2 separate regions of the Homo sapiens genome follow, and region 2 is linked to region 1. Evidence: read pairs that join two places in POLR2A ChIA-PET (ENCODE). Cell type or tissue: HepG2. All regions are shown on one strand.

The links. ChIA-PET counts read pairs that join two places held together with the same protein. Peaks named below come from ENCODE experiments on the same cell type or tissue, not always from the same donor. Only the 100,000 strongest peaks of a DNase experiment are listed, where the experiment ranks them.
Region 2: POLR2A ChIA-PET joins it to region 1 with 5 read pairs; 2 of 35 experiments call an interaction of 5 or more read pairs at or near these places.

What each region holds. Positions count from the first base shown.
Region 1 is chr7:16,989,163-16,991,662 of GRCh38, forward strand. It overlaps LOC105375170 (a long non-coding RNA gene), which reads left to right and starts at 1,056. Exons shown (of 3, transcript XR_927067.3): 1 at 1,056-1,265. It overlaps LOC124901595 (a long non-coding RNA gene), which reads right to left. Exons shown (of 4, transcript XR_007060239.1): 4 at 1,105-1,185. In HepG2, no CTCF peak of the experiment used is centred here; DNase peaks (open chromatin) are centred at 989 and 1,979; H3K4me3 peaks cover 586 bases.
Region 2 is chr7:17,183,442-17,185,941 of GRCh38, forward strand. All of the region lies in intron 1 of LOC107986772 (a long non-coding RNA gene), which reads left to right. All of the region lies in intron 6 of LOC101927609 (a long non-coding RNA gene), which reads right to left. Among named protein-coding and RNA genes, the nearest start is that of AHR, 110 kb to the right of the region's middle. RefSeq lists an enhancer at 2,481-2,500. In HepG2, no CTCF peak of the experiment used is centred here; a DNase peak (open chromatin) is centred at 1,540.

The DNA of each region.
Region 1 (2,500 bases):
AATGATTTTTTTTGACTGCCTCTCCTCTTTACAAGTCAATACATTATTTCTTTCTTCTTACAGTTAATCTGAAATTTATTCTGTTTTATAAACCTATGCCAAATAACCCCACTAATAGTAATGTGTTAATTTTTTTCTAATTATTACAGTATTTATAGCTAATGTTATCCAATTATATATATTGGACTGGATACTGCCTTGCTTATGTATGATACTTAAGTTTTGTCAAGTCATTTACAAGGTTCTTGAATACAGAGTCCCTATAGTTTTCTTCTATATATTTTTCTTCTTTCTATTAGCCCACTACTAAGTTGAGAGTAGATGCTTGATAATTTGTTGTCTTGAAATCAATTCTAAGAATTTAAAACTAGATATAAACCCCTTCCCCCTCCACTATTACCAGCTTAATCCCATCAACAGTTCAGAAAAATAAGACAGGAAATAATTGCTTGTGAAGGGCCACACAAGAAGTTAGGTATAAAACTACAATTGGACCTCAGACTTTCAAACCCATAATTCTGAACTCAAAACAAAAGGCCACACAGCCTCCATCTATATAATTAGATTTAGAAAGCACTCAGGAAAGCAAAGCTGCTCTTGTCCTGAAGGAAAGTTTGTGACTGTGTATTCTTTGCAGAAAGTAAGGACTATGGATCTCATTAAAATGTCCCCAACCTCAGGATACTATCAGTATAAACATTCTTGAAGGGGAACATATATTCTGGGTCTGGGAGACAAATCCCATCTGGTCTACCTTGGATGGAAGGCTCCCCTACTCTGTAGTGGTTGGTTGTTTTGTTGTGTGTGGACAGCTGAGAGTCATTTCCTCATCTTTATTCCAAACGAAGCTGGACACTCCCTTTTCATTTTTGAAAAGTAATCTGTGTGAGAAGGCAGCCAGCATGTTTACCCACTGGGCTTGGAGCCAGACTTCTTTCCCTGGTTCTTCCTCTCTCTGTTTCTCAATCTCCCCTGCTCTAAGATGGCCAGATATGAAAAGCTGCCAATCGGGATGCCAGAACATCAAAGAGATCGCTCATGAGAGCACACAAAGTCCCATTTGTTCAGCACTTGGACGGAGATGCCAGCAGCTTCCAGGCAGAGGGAGAATCGAAGGTTTGTCTTCACTTGACTTCTCGCTCACACCATCTGGCTGATGGAGAATCCTTTCATTTCTTCCCGTGGCTGGACCAAAGGGAGAATGACTGTGAATAGAAGTGCCTTTTCAACCTTCACTTGTATCCATTTTTAAAAGGACAAATAAGGTCATCTCTGCTTCTGAAATTAATTGTTAAGATTTCTTTAAAAAATTCTTTTTGCTATTAATAACCTTGATATATTGGATTCTAGATTTAAGGGATAAACATGGTATTGGTATCTGGTAATATGGAGTGGTCTGATTTTTATGTGTCATAAAAGTATTTTATCAGTGTCCCTCCCAACCATAAATTCTCTTTCAGGTATTTCACATGAAGCGTAGAATTCTAGTTAGAATCCTTGAGATTCTACTCTTACTGCTCCTTCTTTGGCAAAAGCTTACTTTCAGTATTGAACAGTGCTGGGAGTATAGTGTTAAGTGGTTGGCAGTTATTTTATACTGGGTGAATATGTTTTAGATTTGTTTCAAATTACAGATTTTGAGGACAGATATGGTGGGGTTGGAAAACGTAAGGATATTTGTAGGTGAGAAGGAAATCCATCTAAAGACATAAAAAGTACTGGATTGGAAGACTCCTAAGCAGGGCCAGGATTAAGTGAGGCTGTCAGCCTGTGTGTGTGTGTGTGTGTGTGTGTGTGTGTGTGTGTGTGTCTGATAGTAGTGGTAAAAGCACTTAACCTGAGATCTACCCTCTTAATTTTTAAGTGTATGATACAATATTGTTAATCATAGGCACAACGTTGGACGGCATATCTCTAGAAGTTTTCATCTTGCGTAACTGAAACTTTGTATCTGTTGAACAACAACTCTTCTTTCCCCTAATCCTCAGCCCCTGACAGCCACCATTCTACTCTCAGCCTCTATGAGTTTGGCTGTTTCAGATACCTCATATAAATGGAATCATGCAGTATTTGTCCTTCTGTGGCTGCTTTATTTCTCCTGGCATAATGTCGTAGGGCATAGTATTTAAGGAGGCATTTGTTCTCAGCCTCATGTAAGTGCAGGCTGAGCATCTGAGTTTGAGTGCCTGGATACATTTTGCACCTTGAGAGACAGTTTTGCCTCATCCTAGTATCAGGACCTGCTTCTAAGACAAATAGCCACTTTCCACAACTTTCACCAAAACTATTTTCTGGTTCCACAGAAGCAACTATGGGTGGGGCAATGTATGCTGGATGAGGGTGAGAAGAAATTTCATAAGTTATGTGATTTTAGGTGACTCGGACTACTTCCCTGAGCATAATTTTCACCCTGGAAACAGAACTAATATTTATTATCTATTTTATCCAACGAGAACTGGGATGGGTCTGAGATTTCGCCCTAATAATTGGTGCTAAGCTA
Region 2 (2,500 bases), 190 kb after region 1:
CAAAAAAACAAAAAACAACTAGTTGGACATGGTGACATGTGCCTGTAGTCCCAGCTACTAGGAAGGCTGAGGCAGGAGAAGCGCTTGAACCCAGGAGGTAGAGGTTGCAGTGAGCCAAGATTGAGCCACTACACTCCAGCCTGGGCAATAGAGGGATACTCCGTCTAAAAAAAAAAAAAAAAAAAAAAAAATGAAGTATGTACTTTTGCTGAAAAAAAAAATGCAGTCAGAGTCCAATTTGGGGATATGCTAAAAGCACATAATTGGGGAAGCTTGTGCTAGTGCTCATGAAGTATAATTCTTTTGAGAAATGACACAGTGCCTCTTAAAAACTATCGAGCTCTTACCAAAAAAATGCTCAATAAATCACAAACAGAATGCATGTGACAAACTAAATGAATACAAGCAGTTCCAAAGATGTATGATTCAGAAGGTTGACCCAGTTGCTAATGGTCTGATTAGCTGGAACAATTTCTATCTAGAGTGTGCCAGAAACAATCTGAAAGTGATCAGAATAGGCATTTAAAGTCAAAACCAAAGCGTTTGCCATACATTCAAAAACTACTTTCTGACTTGTATAAATTAATTTCACTGTCTCCTGATAGGTTTTGGCTCACCATGTCAAATTCTGGCAACTTAGGGTTATTATCTATTTTATTTGCCTCTAGAGAGAAAAGCTCTCACCCAGATACAGACATCTGTTTGCTCTTAGCACTATTGTTTCTTTCTGGGCTTGCCAACTTTGTCACTTTAAATGTGGCATTTAAAATATTCTTTCAATATGACAGCCTAAGTATAGCTTGTGATAAAAAGCAATCCTCTAAGCAAAGTTGGGCAAAAACAATTTTTGAGAACAAGAAAGCAGGTCAATATGAAATGAATATGTTATACTCAGAAATGGGATCTGTGAGTTCTTGTAGTCTCATTTAACAAATGTCTTTTTGATAGGCTTAATTATAAATCAATAAAAGTGTTAAAGAGGAAATCCCTGATGCTTAAAAAAATTATTTGTTGATTTAATGTAATTTGTCGTTAAAATAATTGCCTCTAAAGATAGTATATCAAGCACACTAATGAATTAAAAATGAACTTAGCAGTTAAACAAATTTTCATGTAAAACATTAAATCTATTTTGAAAATTCACACATTGCTAGATTCAATTTAAAAATTAACCTCAAGCCAGTTTAGAGATGTATGTACTGTAATTTATGTATTATAAAAGTTATAATGTATATTTGCAACAATTCATTTGGGACTATAAATAACCATAATGGCACCAAGAAAAAAGGTGACATCTGAAATTTATTTATCTAAATGATACAGATTTCTAACAATGTAAGATCATTTAGGTTGTCTCCAAAGACAGAAGTAATACGCAACTATATTGGATTGGATGTGCTAAAGACAGCTGAGAACTAAATATCTGCCATTAAGTCCCCAGAGCTCATATCAGAAATGGCATGTTGTCCTCATAGAGATGTGGACTCAACGGTTTGGTAAATATTTTTATGTACATGTAGACTCAGAGGGGACATTTGGCAGTCATGCTGGCAGCTTATTTTCAAATAGTCCAAAGAGTAAAGGAATGTTTATTTTGAAATTACTTTTCGGTTTAAGTACTTTAAAGCCTAGTGTTACCCAATCAGAAGTATGTGTGTGTGTTGAATTTAAAGCAATACATTAAACCTTCTTTTCTTTCTAGAGTAACAGAACTAACAAACATTAAAGGTGTCTTTTGCTGCCACTTTAAGGCTGTTTAATTAAAATTAGAAAGACAATTAATGGGGAAATAAACCAGCATTCACAGAGAGAGTGCAGGCCTGCCAAAGTGAAAAGGTTTTATTTAATAAGGAAATAGGGAAACACCTAAAATCGGTTGTTTATTTCCATTGTTCCTGGAAAAGAATTAAGATTTGGGATTCCAAATACCATCAGAAATGACTGCCTTTGGGGTATTGTTGCATAAGGAAAAGGCTTAAATATCTAAAAATTAAATCCCATTGTCAGATGCATAACAATAAACAATGAGAAGGTTAAAAATGACTATGCTTTTTCAAAGAGCTGAATCTCTGCCATGGCCAATAAATTAGATTACTCATTTCTAAACTACAATTATCTAATGTTGCAGGAACTGACATTTACTTATAAAAGGAATACTTAGTAATGATGACAAAGTAATGATGCTCTCTGGACTAGATTATTGTATGATTTTTATGCTTCCTGATAATAGATATATGATTGTTTTATCATTACTATGTATTTTTGGAGTTCTTTAGTACTTTCATTTAAAAAAAAACTTTCAAGTTCCAACAAAATAAAAAATAGGTCATGGCTTTCTCCGTGCTTTCTTCAGTTTCCAAGAGTGTATGTCTAACATGTGATTTGGTCGGACTGGCCTCCTGTGGACTATCTTTGACTGACTCATATGGTTCATTCCACTTCCCCTTCTTAAGGGTAAGGTTCATATCTTTAAGCAATTAGAAAAAAAAAGCCTACCCTG